Regions from separate parts of the Homo sapiens genome. Here region 2 is linked to region 1. Evidence: read pairs that join two places in POLR2A ChIA-PET (ENCODE). Cell type or tissue: CD4-positive, alpha-beta T cell. All regions are shown on one strand. Links, peaks and the distances in the headings refer to the core of each region. The heading gives the core; the rest is flanking DNA.

Region 1 (8,885 bases), core at 1,875-6,874:
AGCAAAGTTGAGTTCCATCATATTGTCAGTTGGTTTCACTCCATCATATTGCCAAAACCACCTAATTCTCAGATGCATAGTTTAGCACAAGCCAAACCAGAAGAGACCATAGGTCATTCATTCATTATTCATTCAACATTTACTAAGTGACTGCTGTATGCCAGAGGCTGGGCTATGCTGTAAAGTCACAAAGAAGATACTTCTCAGTTGGGAGAGCTTACAGCTTGAGAGAGAAGACACACAAGCAAACAAATCATTACAAATGCCTTTCCATTGGGTGCCATACTTGAAATGAGAAGATGAGGCCAGGGTACCCTTGGGGCAGAAGGGAGGGAGGATTAAGCTCAGGGAACAGCTTTACAGAGAAGGTAACATTTGCACCATATTAAAGGATGGCAAGAATTGAGGAGTACAAAAAGGAGAATAGTCCAAGAAGAAACACTCAGGGATGATTTGCACATTGTAAATTTAGGTAACCTTACATGCCTTACATGGGGCTGCTGTGACTGAGGCACAGGGTCAAGGAAGGGAGCAGAGTCATAAAGCTACCCAGGTCAGCCAAGGCCAGGCTAGGAGGCCTGAGCTTTATCCTGCAGGTGTGCAGAGCCAGAGGAGAGTGCAAGAAGAGACATGGCACAGTCTGATCTGTTTTGCACAAATCACTCTGGAAGCAATGAGGAGGGGAGAATGGAGGTATTTGAGCCTAGAGTCAGGAAGGAGAAGTAGGATGCCAGGGTTGTGGGGAAAGACGATAAAGCCCACACAAAGGAGGGCTGATGGAAAGATGGAAATCAATTTCAGGTATATTTAGGCCAGGTGCGGTGGCTCGCGCCTGTAATCCCCACACTTTGGGACGCCGAGGCAGGTGGATTGCCTGAGCTCAGGAGCTCACAACCAGCCTGGGCAACATGGTGAAACCCCGTTCTACTAAAATACAAAAAATTAGCTGGGCATGGCGGCATGCGCCTGTAGTCCCAGCTATTCGGGAGGCTGAGGCAGGAGAATTGCTTGAACCTAGGAGGCGGAGGTTGCAGTGAGCCGAGATTGCTCCACTGTACTCCAGCCTGGGCGACAGAGTGAGATTCAGTTAAAAAAAAAAAAAAAAATTCAGGTATATTTAAAATATAGTGTTTAGAGACCCATTAGTGGAAGATACCAGATTTGAGAAAGGGGAGGAAAAGACACGGAGGAGTCCAGAAGAAATTTCCAGATTTCTGGCCTGGATAACTGTGAGGGCAGTGGTGCCAGATAGTGCCAGAATGAAATATATAGATTGGCACAAATCCATCTCTCAGAAATGCACCTCTGAGACATCTGTTCTGCTGAAGGTCAGTAGGGAAGGCCAACTTCATGTGCAAAGAGCAATATGTGTGTATTTCTTACTAGCTATTCTTTTTAAAATACTTCTTAATATATGGGACATACATGAGCTAAGATAGTATTCATGCAGGAGGTTTCATTTTTCATTTTCTGGCAATTGTGTTTTCAAATATGAGATGCTAGCATTATTTCAGTTATCTATGCCTAGCATAGTATATATCTACGGTTCAAGATTATTAATTGTCTCCCCTGCCTCCCCACTAGAAGGTAAGCTTTCTGAAGCCAGGGATTTTGTCTCTTTTGTCCTCATCTCCATTCCTAGCCCTTAAAACTAAGTTTGACTCCCAATTATCGAGTAAATGATTGAATTTCCATCTGAGTAAAAAGAAACAGTCATTTCCTTTACTAATGAGGAAAGAAAAGGAAAACAACAAACAAATCTGGACTTAAAACAGTTTTTACAAAAAGATCCAATTTGCAAAAATGGAACTGAAGTTTAAAAGCTACTTTTCTCCCTGCAGCTCTACTTCTGGGAAAGTCACAGCTGCCAGCTTAGATGGTGGTTTTCACTGCCCGGTTACAAATTCTGCACAGTTGTACATATTGGCAGGGCTCAGCTTCCTTAAATGCCATTGGATCAGTAGGGAAATGGTGATTTTCCTTATTGATTTAATGCCAGTTCCTCTTTTATGAAAAATCCCACGTGCTGCTCACTGGCGTATGTACCATAAAAACTGAACGTAGGGGGCCAGAAATTAAGTAAGTCACTCATGTTCTTCTCCAGCCATGTGACGTTAAACCATCTCTACTTTCAGGCTGGAGTGTTCAATCATTCTCCCTTTAAATTTAGCAGAGTGATTATTCCTCCTGGTGGATTGCACATATGCTCCTTTGATCTATGAAATACTCATTCTGGATGAACTTTAAGCTCCCAGGAAATGCATGTAAAATACTGTTTATAAATCGCGGGAGAAATGTTTCACATTCTTATTACTCCCAAGTAATCATACCAAGCCTCTCTCTCCAAGATTCGCTTTTTTTCCTAGAAGAGGGAAAAAGAACTTCGGGCAGTAGCACTGTGACAATCATCACCACGGTCGTACTTTCCATGAGTTTTACGCAGTAGGCTCACGGAAGTGACAATGCATGGTCGGGCGCGGTGGCTCATGCCTGTAATCCCAACACTTCGGGAGGCCGAAGTGGGTGGATCAACTGAGGTCAGGAGTTCAAGACCACCCTGGCCAACATAGTGAAACCCTATCTCTACTAAAAATACAAAAGATTAGCCGGACGTGGTGGTGGGCGCCTGCAATCCTAGCTACTCGGGAGGCTGAGGCAGGATAATCACTTCAACCCGGGCGGCGGAGGTTGCAGTGAGCCAAGATTATACCACTACACTCTAGCCTGGGTGACAAAACGAGACTCCGTCTCAAAAAAAAAAAGAAGTGACAATGTAGGATACCCATTCATCAGCAAATATTTAATGTGAGCAGGACAATGTGCTAAGTCCATAGACTGCAAAGAGGAGTGAGGCTGGGTTCCCATCCTCTGGGGCTTACAAGGTAGCTGGAGAAGTAAAACTCAAACCACAAAGTGAAGTTAATAGTCACCAATGAACAACATAGTAAGCTCTGCACTGGTTCAGAAGAGGACAGGAGTAACAAGACAGTAATCCTAAAGGAGATGGACTTGAATTTGAGCTGGACCTGAAGAGTCAGGAGCTAGAGTGAGTAAAGGCAGAGTGGTGGGAACATTTGTGAATCAAAGCTCAGGTGGGGGTTACGGCAGGCAGGGTGGGGATAGACTGAGGATGACTTTGAATGCCATGCCACTCTAAGGACTTTGGACTTGACTCTACAAGCAAGGTGGAATTATTAAGAGATTTTGAGTAGAAATGATGTGAGCTGAACAGTGCTTTTGAGAAACTAAATCTAGCAGGGATCAGTGCTCCAAATTAATTGGACATGTTTCAGACTTGAGATCATGAGACCCTGACCCAGGCTGGGGACAATGGGATGTCTCCATCATACATTACATTCCTGTGAATACTTCTTACAGATTCATATGAAATTCTGCCTCAATGTGCCTACTGTCTCTGCACTGTAAGACAGTGATATTGTGATCCTGTGTGCTGCTTGGAACCAGCCTCATTCCTTTAGCACCCCAGTTTGGACTTGGAGTGGGCCCAAGTGCAGCCTGTACACAAACCTCAAAGAATCCAGGCAGCATAGATGTAAAAGCTTGGAGCCCTCCAAGTCCACCTCCTCAACTTACCAAGAAATAAGCTAACTCTTGCTCATCTCCCTAATGACGGATTCAGCATGTGGCCTCAGATCTTCCTGTGCTCCAGCAGTGCTTCTGAGGCCAGTCCAAATTCTGCTTTGAGGTGTGCGTGTGCCAATTGTGGTGCAATCCAGAAGCATTTTGGACGAATGAAGGAGCTGTTTGTGTTTTCTTGCCCTAATTGAGATAGTTGAAGCTCCTCTCCCTTACTCTACACCAAGCCCCCCAGATCCGGTACCTCCCTGAGTCCCCGACTTCATCTCTGCCTTGCTTCTTTTCCACAACACCCTATCAGTTCTTGCATCCTGCCATTGGTTGTGCTGTCCTCATTATCTGAAGCCTTTACCTCCCCTCTTAGGCCTCATCACCTCCAGGAGACTCTCCATGGCCTCAGCCCCTCCCTTAGGTGGACCAAGCTTCCTCCTTGGAGCTCCATGCTACCCTGCATAGGGCTCAGTCACTTTGCCTCCATGATGTCTTGCAATTGTCTATTTATATGTCTGCCTCCTGTCCTTCAACTGTGAGCTCCCTGAGGAAAGGAACTGTGGGTATGCATCATTGAATACTCAGCATCTAGCACGGTGCCTGGTACACACTAGGTATTGAAATGTCTGATAAATGAATGACAGTTGCATATTTGTCTTTTTGGTATATTCATTCATTTGGTAAATATTTATTGAGTAATTACTTATAATTGAATTGGCGCTGTGTAGTTACACTTAAACATCAAAATGAGCCTATCCTCTCAAGCTCCAAATTATGCATGCATAAATTATACATGTGAAGTGTTAACATGCACACGCAGCAGAGAGTGTGCGTATCTACAAATACCAGAGCTAGCAAATGAAATAAACTGTGTGCCAGATGTCCCTGAAATTTACAAAGAACCAAGAACCAAAAATGACAGTTAGCTCCGTAAGCCCAACAAAAGAAAAAAAAAAAAAAAAGGAAAAGAGCAAAAAAGCAAAAGAACAAAAGAACCTTGAGCATAAGGAAGTGGCTATGGTTTTTTCTACATGCTCTAGCTGGGGGTGGGGAAAAGTCATAAAAGCATTCTATGCTGGACCGGTTCGTGTTAAGTCTGAGTTCCTCAATCGCTGGCTCTCAGGAGCTGTTTGGAAAATTCGTTGCCATGCATGAGTCGGGGGATTGGTTTTTTTTCCACTGGAAATTGTTAATGGGGACTGCATTAGCGGCCCCTTATCGCTTTGCCTGATAGAGAGACAGCAGGTTCGCCCAAACAATTCTGGAACCCTGATCACTGCCAATTAGGGGAGTATTGTCTGGCTGACATAATCAAGTAAGTATAAATATATTTATCGTGATTGGAATGGGGAAGGGAGACTGCAGAAAGATTGAGGCAGAAGCTGCCACCCACTGCCTGGCTCCAGCCTGGATCCAGCCCAGTTTGTCACCCTGTGCTCAGCAGAGGCGGTCACTGGCTTTCTGAGGTGGAATGCACAGTTGAGAATTCAGGACTAGAATTGCTTCTCCCAGAGAGAAACTTGTCTCTTCTCATTTTTCCTCCCCTCTTCTTCTCTTTTTTTCATGCTCACTTCTGTGAGAGCTGAAAAGAGAAGAAAAAGCAGATGCCACGTTGATCACGTTTTAATTCTGCCCCCCCGGCCATGCTATCCCCACTTACCTTCTCTGTAGTGGAAAGTGATGGTGAGGCACAGTGCCCTGACTGGACCTCCCATCCTCTCGGCCCGCCGGCATGTGCAAGTTGGTCTGGCATTGGGTTTATTTCATTGTTGATTTGTGGAGCTTTTTGGGAATACCTGTGATGTGAATCAGCCCTGGGATTGAAAGACCCTGAAAAAACAGTCCCTTGCAGTGGGCTAGTGACGGGAGGAATTGCTCACATTTAAACAGCTGAAAAGCAGACATGTTTAAGTCACATCTGGTGGCATTCCTGTTGTCTGAATGGAGAGCAAGGTCTTTTTAAGCATCTGCCCAGATTTCAAAATGCAGGCTGCATCTTTTCTTCCTCAAACAAATGGTCAGGATCGGATATGAATGGCCTAATCGCATCGGGAGAGGTAAACAAAACTGATCTCATGGCTGGATTTCAACCTTGGTCCATCCAGGCCCAATCGATCTAAGGCATGACTTTTTTTTTTCCTCTCACCCATGACTACTTGATAATGGCCATTTCCGGGGCCAAGTTCATTTCGGCTCTTTTCCACCATCCCCCGTGTGCTGCCCTGTCTCACCACTTGAGGGCTGAGGCCCCTTCCCAATGGCTACAACAGGGTAAGGGGACCCTGTCCTTCTGTCTCCTTCATCCTATAGTTTGTCTTCACAGCTGCAAATTGCTCTCAGGCCTGCCTTCCTGGATTTGACAAAAACTATTTTCTTACTGGTACTATGGATACCACAAGTGGAGATGTAAGTAGGAAGGTGCAGGTCCACAAATAAATAGGGAGCCCAGATGGGAGAAATGTCATTAGAGAGATCACTGTCCCTAAAGGCATCTGACCACCCATGTTCCTGCCTCTTTCTGCGACCATTTTCCTCCTTCGGCTGCTCAGAAATTGTCGAGGCCAAACTCCTTTCACCCAGATTCCAGAAATACACTTATTTCCTTTGCTTTCCAAATCTTAATGGATGAAACACCTCTTTTTTTTTGTCTTCTATCTCTTGCCAGAAATATTGTTTTTTGAGAACCAGAGCTCATTTATCTCCAAGGGAGAAAGAAATTCATTCCATGTTTACCCATTAACAAATTACCACTTACATGAAAATACTGGGACTTCTCTCATTCTTTGCTAATAAATGGGTTATTCACCTTGGTTGAACCATGGCAGAGGCAGATGGATAGCCACTATTCCCTTCAAGTTGGCTTAATATTCTCTCGTTGGCTTTTGTCTCCTTGAAGCACAGAGATTTCTCAGAGCTTTCTTTGCTTGATTCTGCTTTTAAGGAACGTGCCCAACTTATTTGAGTCTGTTTGTTTAGTAAGCTGAATTGATTAAATCCCTGGCATTTATGGAGGAGCCTACTGTGTTGGGTGCTATGGGTTCCTCCCCACTTGAAAGTTGAATTGGAGTCACCCATCTGAATACTAACTCCCTCCTAATCCATTGGTTTTCCTGCTGTGTAGACAGGGGTATGAAGTAGCCATTTACCAAGAGATAGTGCGATGTCATAAACCGAACATGAGTTCTAAAGTTAGCAAGACCTGGTTTGTACAGTAGTGCAGGCTTGGGCACGTTGCTGCTCTCTTTTGAGTCACACATTCCTCATTATAGATGCTGATGGGAACAACAGAGCTGTCTGTTCATCTTTGCTCTTCTCCATAATGAGATAAAGCCAAACAGACAGTGAAGAGCCTGGTCTAACCACATAACGTTGGTGCAAATTATATATGGTCATAAGAAGGTAATTTTTACCTGAGCATTTAGGTGGCATTTGGTGTGGTATTTGATGCATGTCATTTAGTTACAGAGATAAAACCTCCTGAACACACATAAAGCTCTTGGCCTGGTTGAACATTACATCTCACAGATTTTTATGTTTTTTACTAAGGATACTTCCTGCTAGGAAGTTGTAAAAGAGAAGATGGAAGTCTTTTTAATGGTATTGTAGCAATATCAGTTTCCTAGCTTTGATACTGTACTATGGTGATGTAAGATGTCCCCATTAGGGGAAGTGGGGTGAAGAGTACAGGGGACCTCTGTACTATTTTTGCAATTTCCTGAGAGACAGAGGGAAAGAGAGAAAGAGAGAGAGAGAGGAGGGAATGAGTGGAGTGACATGAAAAAGGAGTGTTCATCTTGGCTTATGTCCCTGGCTGGACAAATATTTACATTTTGTTTGCCTCTTTGTATAGATTTTGTGAATAGTCATGGTTAAAAGCTAGCATTCCCTTTTCTGTGGAAGAGAAGAAAGATAATAGAATGAGCTGAGAATCCCTGCCAACATTATATTAGAAAGCCACCTACTTCCTGCCTCTCCTCACCCTCCTTACCTATACAAACTTACCTTCTGCATCTTTGTCCTCCTTCTTTCCCATTCAAAGGGGAGATGCGTCTCCTGCTGAACAAATGAACTCCTCCGCATGACCAAGGTGTCCCATCCCTCCCTGCTGTCTCCAAAGGTTCAGTCCTGCTACATAATCTCTCTAGGTGAATTCCTTCTTACTCAGGGTTTTCACAATCATCTATATTGGAATAGCACCCAAATTAATAGCTCTACCCAGACTTTTTTATTGAGTTCTATACCTGCATAGCCAATCCTTGACTGGGAGTCTCTACATAGATCATTCACAAGCATTTCAAACACCCCTTTAATTATCTCCTCTTTCTGTATTCCCTTATCTCAGAAAATGCTACCAACATCTACCCTAATGCCCCCAGCAGGAACTCAAGAGTCGTTCTAGACCTATGCTGTCCCAAGTACTTCAATGTGGCTTGTCCAAATTGAAATGTGCTGTAAGTGTAAAATACACACCAGATTTCAAAGACTTAGTTTGGAAAAAATAATGCAAAGTATCTCAATAATATTTTATATTGATTTCAAATTGAAATGATAATATTTTGGACATATTGGGTTAAATAAGTTATTAAAAATAATTTTCTTTTACTTTTTAAAGTGCCACCAAAATATTTAAAATGGCATAATGGCTGGCATTTGTGACTTGCATTCTATTTCTATTGGATAACACCATTCTAGACTCTTTTCTGTCTTTTAGCCCCCTTCCAACTGGTCATAATTCACAGTGATTCCCTTGAGTTAAGACAAGGGAGAATACTGTTTAAGTGCACAGGCTGAGTTTGAATCCTGGCTCCACCATTTTTTGATACATATGAACTTGGGTGATTATTTAACCCCTTTGAGCTTCACTTTCCTCATCTGTCAGCTGGATACAATAGCAGTTCTTATTTTGAGATTCTTGCATGCTTTAAATGAGATAATGTGTAAAGTACTTACTATGGAGATAAAAACATGTGGAAAGACCCAGTGTCAAAAGAAAGAGCATGATCTGTCACTGTTGTAGTTCAGGCCCTCATCATTACTAGCCAAGACTACTGCGATGCTTTCTCCATCTTCGGTTCACCCTGCCCTCCATTCCTTCATACTGCCATCTGATTAAACATTCCTGAATGCAAATGTTTTCAAATGTCCAATGACTTCCCATCATCCTTGGTATGAAGTCCTAAGTCCCTGGCATGCTTTCAATGTCCTCCATGATCTGCCCCCAGTCCAATCACTGATCCCATCTCCTGCCAGTCCATGATTGAACCAGTTGGGTCCCCAACTCCTATTTGCACACACCA
Region 2 (8,885 bases), core at 1,359-6,358, 310 kb before region 1:
AACAGCTTCTCCACCCTGACTCTTACAGACTCTTGGGAAACAAAAAGCCACTAAGAATTGTTCCTCAGCTCTGGGCTAGGGCTTTCTAGAAAGATCAGGCAGGTATGTCCCTGCTGAGGTTGCTGGCTGAGAGTTCCTTTTTTCCAAAGTGCCCCATCAGTGGGACTTCAAAAGGCAAAGGTAATTTAATTCTCTGATGCCTCCAGGAGTGTGATAAGAATAAGGACGCTGACTGCTGAGTGCTCACACCGTGCATCATCCTGTTGAATGGTCAGACAAGCCCTGTGAGGGCTGTGGTCAGTTCCACCTCACAGATGAGGCAGTGACAGGAGTAACTTGCCTGAGGTCACAGGCTGGTAAGGGGCAGAGTCAGGAGTTGAACCCAGGGAGCTTAGCTCCACCAGCTCCACCAGGATTGGGTCCTGGTTCAGTGTGACTGCTGGGTGTATTTGTCAGGGATGCATTTGGCTGCAAGTAATAGAAAACCCAACCAACTGTGGCTCAGGCAAATCCTGAATCCGTGTTTTTCTGACATAACACAAAGTTCTGGTTACTGGTGATAGTTCTGCAGTGTGGGGGCTGACATCCTTGTGATTTTCCAGGCCTTTCTTTCATGGTCACAAGGCAGCCGGTGAAGCCGTGGGTGTCATGTCTGAATTAAAGACAGGAAAGAAGGGTGAAGAGTGACAGGGCATGTCCACTTGGATCAGGAAAATGAGATTTTCTTTCCGGGATCCTTCCCTTCCCTAGTGCATTTGGCCAGAACTGGGTCTGATGGACACCTGAGTGGCAGCAAGGCTAGGAAAGCAGAAAGCATCATTGAACTTGGCTAAATCAAACAAGAGTTGTTCCTTGGGTTCAGGCAAGATCACAAGAGAGAGAACGCCCATCATGGGGGCACTCCGAGTCAGCCACATTCCTCTCCTTGAGCCTCAGTTTCTTCACCCACCCTCTGCCAAAGCCGTGGCTCTACCATGTCTCCAAGCCCTGGTTAGAGCTTCTGGAGCTCTGCCTGTGCTGACTGGGCAGGGGCAGGGCTCTGTTGAGATCTCTAACGTCAATACCAACCTAGGCAAGCTCCACAGAGCCCAGTGCCTGTCAGCAGATCCTGCTGTGGTCATGGGAATCAGAAGGCAATCACTTGGATGCCCAGAAGCCTTTGGAGCTGGCCTTCCTGCACAACTCTGTGTGCACTATTGGTGGGTAAGGGAAGCCCTCCGAATGTCTTGAAGCCCAGGGGACCCTTCTGGTTTTGTCATTGACTTTACACTCTGATCTATCCTGGACTTACAGGTCTGTCTGCCCTGCGGCTGTGGATGCTCAGATGCACTGGGTGCTCTGAGGGCAGGACCAAGGCTAGTCATCATCCTGAAGTCCCCAGAGCCGTGGAGGCATCATTACATGTTTGTTTCCTGTCTGTTGCACCCAGGCACGAAAGAGCTGGGGAGAGGATATCTGGAGCCATTTTCTTTAAGCTGAGCTGCCGTTGGGTGGGCGTGGACTGGGGAAGGTTCCAATAGGAACCTTAGTGTGTTTTTCTCATTTGCATATGGGATGGGATGGGAGAGAGGGTGATGGTCACTGTGGAGGCTCGTTTCCATGGAAACAGGATGGTAGCTGCCATGTGTGATGTTGGGGGAAGTCACCAGAGATTCTCTGGCCACAGGCTGAGGTGCCTGACACGGGTCAATCATGAATCGGGAAGGACTATCTCTGTTACGTGGGACAGAAACCCTGAATCTGGTTTAAGGGAGTCAACTGTTTCCTCTACTGAAAAGCCAAGAGGTCTCCAGCTTCAGGGCCCGCTTGCTCTAGAATCCTGAAAGATGTCTCTAGATGGTGTGTGCTCCTATCCCACAGCTCTGCTAGTCTGTGCTGACTTCCCTCCCTGGAGCTTTCACGGTGGCAGGGTGGTGGCAGGCAGCTCGGGGCTCAGTGCCGACTCCCTCCAGTTCAGACACACCTTTCCTTTCCTAGCAGTTCCAATCAGTCCTGGGAACTGAGCCTCTTTGGCCTGGATTGGCTGGTGTGGGGCATGTGCTCATCCCTAAGCCAATCACTGAGGGTAGGGTGGGCAGAGCTCCTATAGGCCAGACGGAGGTGAAGGCTCACCCCTGGCAGGATGTGTCAGCTGTGCCCCTATCACGTGGCTGAGGGTGGGGAGGCTGGTCAGGGAGGCTGGAAAGGGATGCTGGACAGGGAGGATCCCAGGCCAGGCCTTGTTACTCCTGGAGTTCACAAGGGCGCCCTGGCTGGTGGAAACCAAGCCGTTTAGGTGGCCTACCATGAACTATCATTAACTGACTGAGTTGGGCTTTTTTACACCCATGATGGTGTTACATCCTGACAATCCCCAGAAATTAGTATTGTTAACACCATTTTGCAGATGAGAAAATGGAGTGTCAGAGAGATTGGTAGCCTGCCTCAGGACACACTCAGCCTTTATGGATCAGATCTGGGATTGCTCAGGTCTGGCTGCCCCCAGGGCTCGTGCTCACCCATGACATGAAGGGGTTGTACATTTCCAGAGGCTGAAATATAAGCCGTTGATTTGCCTCACTAGCCCTCAGAAAGCAGTGAGGTGAGTCCCCTGAGAGGAACATTTCCCCCAGGCTCTGGTTAGAGCCAAAAGCATCTCTGCACCACACAGAGCCCACTCTCTGGTTCCCAGCAGCCATTCTCACCTGCCGTGCTGCCAAGACTACTCTGGAGTAATGGAGCTAAGTTTCACGGGAGGCAGACATCATGAGGCATACACTAAAATTATTCATTGTTTATCTGAAGCTCAGATTTAACTGGGAAGCTTCTATTTATCTGGCAACTCTACCCAGAAATAAACCACTGGAGTAAAGTAACCCAAATGGAGGCTTGGAGAGAGAAGGTCCAGGTCTTCTGCCACTGAGGTTCCCAGAGCTGCCCTGGTTCCCACCTGCCTGGGTTCTGTCTTTGCAGCCCATCCCTCAGCTTTGTGGCCAACCCAGCATTCTTCCCCCAAATCCCCCCTGTACTCTGAGCTTGGCCTGAGTTGGTTTCAGAGCGTCAGTCAACTGGGCTTAATAACCTCTGTTCTTTGGCCTCATAGGTTTGTGTGAGGAACTGCGAGTGTTGCTGTTGTTTGAATGTGTCTCCCATAGTTCATGTGTTGGCAACCTAATGCCAAGTGCAACAGAGTTGAGAGGTGGGACCTTTAAGAAGTGACCAGGTCATGAGGACTCAGCCCTCGTGGATGGATTAATGCCATTATTGTGGGAGTGGGATGGTTATCGTGGGAGTGGGTTCCTGATGAGAGGGATGAGTTTGGCCCCTTCCCTGTCTCACACACACTTTCTTGCCCTTCTGCCACGTGATGACACAGCAAGAAAGTCCTCGCCAGATGCAGCTCCTTGATGTTGGACTTCCCAGCCTCCAGAATCGTAAACCAAATTAATTTCTTTTTTAAAAATAAATCATCCAGTCTTTCTGCTTCTGTTATAGCAGCAGAAAATGGACTAAGACAGGTATCTTAGTCTGTTTGGGGTGCTCTAACAAAATACCATAAACCGGGTGCCTCATAAACAACAGAAATCTAGTTCTCACAGTTCTGGAGGTTGGGAAGTCCAAGATCAAGGTGCTGGCAGATTCAATGTCTGGTGGGGGCCACTTCCTCATAGATGAGTCTTCTCATTGAGTCCTCACTTGAGTCCTCACGTGAAGGGGCAGATGAGTTTCCCTTTGCCTGTTTTAAAAAGGTGCTAATCTCATTCTTGAGGGCCCTGCCTTCATGATCTAATCACCTCCCCAAAGGCCCTAATACCATCACCTTGGGGGATAGAATTTCAATGTATGAATTTTAAGTGGATATAAATATTCAGACCATAGCAATGGGTGAAATGACCCATAAATCATGAGGTGCTGGCCACAGTCAAGGGTTAATGTCATTACTCCCAAATCCTCTCTATTATTTCCTTCCTCCTTCTCTCCCTCCTTCCCTCCATCCCTCCACAGAACACCTACTGTGTGCTAGGTCCCCGGATATTGGCAATGGCTGGTGGTCTAGTTACCAACCAACACAAGCCTGAGTCATCACAGAGCTGCCTCCTGACAGATGATCTGTGATTTCCAGCATCTCAGCTTCCCTTCCATTAGCTACATCTTAAATCACATTTTAAGAAAGCCCCCGTGGGCCCCTTGTGAAGATTGAGGAAACACCCTATTTTTATCAGCCACACACAGAAATCATCTCCTGGGCGGGGTATTTCCTGGAAAGATGTTAAATCTCAGTCATTTCTTGTGGCTTCTTGTCAGCTCCAAGCTTTTTTTTTCTTTCTTCTTTTTTTCTGATCTTGTCCCTCAAATTATTTGTTTGACAAACTCACACAGGGAATCCACCTCTAAGTCAGAACCTGGGCTGGGCACTGGGGACCCAGCAGGGGCTCTGAGCCAACCCCTGCTCTGAGGAACAGGGACAGGTGCCCAGAGGTGCCCTCATAGAGGATCAGTGGGACACCAGGCAGAAGAGCTCATCTCTGCCTGGGGGTGGGGTCTGGAGAGGGCCTCATGTGATTCGTGGGCGCGTGTGAGCTGAGGTAACAGTTGAGGCTGCGATACAATAATAGCTCACATTTCTTGGCTGTTCCTTGTGTGAGGCCCTGTTCTGAGTACTGGATCTGTATATGAACATGTTTCAGGTCAGTGACTTGCCCAAAGTCACATGGGACACAAGCAGCGAGCTGGGATTGGAACCCAGCTCTGTACTCTGACCATCGGGTAGCACTGCCTTGGAGGATGCTGGCCCTGGTCCTAGTGCTGTGGTGGGCGCTGTGCCTTCCACCTACCTGGTCAGCAGAGGGTAACGCTCCCGAGCCGGAGGCGCTGGCCTGCTCCGGCCTTGCCGGTGACTGATGCAGTGGGAGAGGGGGCAGGTCACACAGAGCTCCTGGGTCCCTTGGTACCTGTCTGTGGGACATGGATCCCTTCTTTTTTTTTTTTTGAGACAGAGTTTTGTTCTTGTCACCCAGGCTGGAGTGCAGTGGCGCAATCTCAGCTCACTGCAACCTCCGCCTCCTGGGTTCAAGCGATTCTCTTCCCTCAGCCTCTTGAGTAGCTGGGATTACAGGCGTGCGCCACCATGCCCAGCTAATTTTTTTTTATTTTTGTATTTTTAGTAGAGACAGGGTTTTGCCATGTTAGCCAGGCTGGTCTTGAACTCGTGACTTCAGGTGATCCACCTGCCTTGGCCTCCCAAAGTACTGGGCTTACAGGCATGAGCCACCATGCTGGGCCTGACATGGGCCCCTTCTGTCTCAGTTTCTTCATCTGCAGTGGGTGCTGTAATCCAGCTGAGAGAGGAGTACTTGAGGGAAGGGGTATGAAGCTTGCGGCAGGTAGCGAGTGCTCAGATAACCTTTCTAAACCAACCGGGACCCTGAGTTCCAGTTGACAGAAACACAGTACAAGCAGGACCTAGAACCCAAAAGGAAGGCACTGGCTCAAGTAACCGGGGAGAGCAGAGGGTAGGTCAGGGATCTGGGCTCAGCTGGAGGGAGGTCCTCCAAGCATGTGGTCAGGAGCCCGCCTCTCTCCAGCTCTTGCTTCAGCCTTCCTTTGTGTTGGCAAAATTCTCAGGCCACCACAGAGCCAAGGTGGCCTCCGGGTTTGCAGGCTGCTGCTTAGCCAGGGAGAAGGGCTCTTCCCTGCAGTCCTGGCTTAAGGGCTGGGCTGCCTTTGTGGCTCACCTGGGATCACGTGCCTATCCTGAACCAACCATGGTGGCCCAGCTGGGGGCATGGGATCCTCTGGTGGACCAGGCCTGGGTCTCTGGACCTCTGCTAGGAGCCAGGAGCCAGGGAGGGAGGCTCTTCAAGGAATAAGGTCGGAGTAGAGGGTGCTGGGAAGAAATGGTGTCCACCCTCCCTGCCCTCCTTTGCATGGCCCCTCTACCAGTCTGACCACACGGGAGCCCCTCTCCCCAGAAGACAGCCACCTCCTCCTGGGGCGACTTCAGGATGGAAGTGCTCTCTTTAAAGCAACATTACTTACCTAATTAAGCGCTTAGGAGCTGGCAGGAGGTAGTGGGGAGGTTTTGTTGATTTCTTTTTTAGACTTTTAGCACTGAAGTTGCGTGAGAAAGTAACTGTGTAATTAGGAATTAATTTCTCACTCCTGTAAGCGATGTCTTATTTGGGGCCTGAGGGGAGTCAGCCCACAAGGCGGCCCTTCCTTACCTTCTCTTTTTGGAATGTGGGCAGGAAGTCCCAGCTGTCTTGGCTGTCACTGGGGTGGAAAGAGGAGAAGGGGAGGGAGATAGCTTCCTCCATCCCAGGTGGCCCTCAGCAAAAATTGAGACGTGGTGCTTATGCCTGACATGGCACCTAGGGTGAGCAGACACTCGGGGGAGATGGACGGAGGCCACATTATGGAGACCCTTGAAGGTCTCTTTGTTCTGAAGGCAATGGGGAGTCACTGAGGGTTTTAAGTGGGAGTGACACAGCTAGGTCTGAGTTTAGGAGATTTCTGCTGACTGAGGAAGGGCTGTAGGGGAGGAAGCAAGGGGCAGGAGGGCAATTGGGAGGCTTGTGCCACTGTCGGGACAGAGGGAGGGTGATCCGGGCTAGGACAGGGAGAGTGGAACTGTCAGCAAGCTATCCCAGGTTGGGCCAATTGGTGCATTGAGTCATTGTCAAGACAGTGAGGTTCCCAGGACACAGACTTAAACCCACAATTCCTCCCTCCCAACTAAGTGCTCTTCCCTCTTCCCTCCTCTCTCCCCATCCTTGTCCTGTGTCCTCCTTTCTATCCTCTTCTGCTCAGAGAAGAATGAGAACTACACGATTCTTCACTGTGCAGCTACTATGTTTCTTCTTCACTGAATGCATTTATATGCTCTTATTCCCCCAGGCAGGAGATGCGGCCACCGCAGAATACCCGCAAATGGTTCATGAAGTGGAGAAGTGAGAGTTAGGACCCAGGAGAAACATTTAAGCAAATGGATTCCCTGGAAGGATCTACAGTGTCAAGATCTTTCATGCTGCTAAGAACTCAGTAATATCACATTTCCTTTTTTGACTTGGTTGCCAGGAAGCTCAGAGCTAAGATCTTGACACCAGATTCTACAGGAACGTTTTCTTGGGGGAGCTTTTCACCGGGGTCTGAGGGCTGCACCTGGTGGATTCTCAGGGGAATTTGGGGAATGTTTGCCGCAGACATAGACTGCAGGTGTGTTCCCGTGCTGAAGACCCAGAGGGTCATGTATGGCGTGAAGGAAAGGGGCTGGGCCAATGTGTTGCTCCAGGCCTGCCCTATTTGGACCAGCTCAGAGTGTTTGGGAGCTTCAAATGCACTGCCAGGCAGCGGCTGTTTCTGTTCCCCTCCAAGATGGGGGCGGATGGCGGGGAGGTTGCCCAAGTCTGTAGCCGAGAGCACACGTGTCTGATCAGCCTCCTGTGGCAAGGCTGGGGTCTGGGAGGTGTTCAGATCCTAAAGTTACTAACTGGGTCATCGTGGGCCCCCCCTTTGACATCCAGTCACAACTTGTATCTCATTGAGGACCCTGGGATCAGTCTCTTCCTGCCACCCCTTGTTGTAGAGAAACACAAAGTGTAAGAAAACACTCTTTGTCGGCTGGGCACGGTGGCTCACGCCTGTAATCCCAGCACTTTGGGAGGCCAAAGTGGGTGGATCATCTGAGGTTGGGAGTTCGAGACCAGCCTGACCAACATGGAGAAACTCCATCTCTACTAAAAATACAAAATTAGCTGGGCATGGTGGTGCATGCCTGTAATCCCAGCTACTCAGGAGGCTGAGGCAGGAGAATCGCTTGAACCCGGGAGGCGTAGGTTGTGGTGAGCTAAGATAGTGCCATTGCACTCCAGCCTGGGCAACAAGAGTGAAACTCTGTCTCAAAAAAAAAAAAAAAAAAAAAAAGAAAAGAAAAAGAAAACACTCTTTGTCATCAAGGGGCTGAGTTGTGCACGAGGGCAGTCTTGTCCCCCAGCCTATCCTGGGGCAGGGGCCATGGTTGGTGTCCTCACTTAACTGAGAGCCAATAGTCCTAGACTGGGTGGGGAAGGTGGAGCCTGGTGGCCGTGTAGGGGAGGGGAGTTAGGGACCAGCAGGGGGTTGTCCCAAGGGCTCCCTCAATGAGCCAGTCATGGATGTGGCTTGCTCTGGTCCGGGGTGGAATGGAGGGAGGCTGTGGCAGGAGAGAATAATGGGCCCGCGCTCAAATGAGTGGAGATTGAAATGGGTTCCCACAGGTAAAGAGAACAGTGCCCGGCACCCAGTAGGGTCTCAAACAGCCTTGCTTTTCTGTCTACCCATCCATCTTTCAGGCATCTGTTTATTTTCATGGCGAGGCTTCATGGGGACGGGAACAAGTCCTTGATGAGCGCCTGCCAGAGCTGGGCAGGTGTGCCCTCTGGGCTCTGGGAAGGCAGCACGTGGGTGGGTTCAGTCTGGTGTGGGCTGGGAGCCCCCATCTCCAGCTCACCCAGCAAAGCATGAACTGAGCCTGAGGGGGTTCCCAGCTCTCCCTAGGGACTGACTCCCCCCACCCCGCCCCCCACAGGATCTGGAGAACCAAGGCAGGAGAAAGAGAGGCTGCGTCTGTGGGGGTGGGGCATGGTGGGGAGGGCTGGCTGGAGCTGGGCCTGGCTGCCTGCGATGGGACTCGGCAGTCCTGGGCCCCGCGGGTGCCAGCGCCTGTTTGTGTGCCTGTGTGTGCCACCCCCGCAGCCCCTCCATCACACGTGTCTCCCGGCTGCCTGGAGAGCTCTTTCTACAAAATGTGAAAATGACAGTTGGGCTCACCCACGCGCAGAATCCTCATGCAGTCCCGCTCCCTCGCTGCCCCTTCCAGGTCACCATCGGCCCTCACCCTCTCTGCCTAGCTGCTGCCCCCCGCCCAC

What was found. Peaks named below come from ENCODE experiments on the same cell type or tissue, not always from the same donor. Only the 100,000 strongest peaks of a DNase experiment are listed, where the experiment ranks them.
Region 2: POLR2A ChIA-PET joins it to region 1 with 5 read pairs; 2 of 35 experiments call an interaction of 5 or more read pairs at or near these places.

What each region holds. Positions count from the first base shown.
Region 1 is chr22:39,921,951-39,930,835 of GRCh38, forward strand. The region is part of intron 1 of GRAP2 (GRB2 related adaptor protein 2); the gene reads left to right. Among named protein-coding and RNA genes, the nearest start is that of GRAP2, 25 kb to the left of the region's middle. In CD4-positive, alpha-beta T cell, for the core only: no CTCF peak of the experiment used is centred there; a DNase peak (open chromatin) is centred at 4,641; H3K4me3 peaks cover 3,065 bases; H3K27ac peaks cover 1,533 bases.
Region 2 is chr22:39,608,886-39,617,770 of GRCh38, forward strand. The region is part of intron 3 of CACNA1I (calcium voltage-gated channel subunit alpha1 I); the gene reads left to right. Among named protein-coding and RNA genes, the nearest start is that of CACNA1I, 43 kb to the left of the region's middle. In CD4-positive, alpha-beta T cell, for the core only: no CTCF peak of the experiment used is centred there; DNase peaks (open chromatin) are centred at 4,186 and 4,476; H3K27ac peaks cover 443 bases.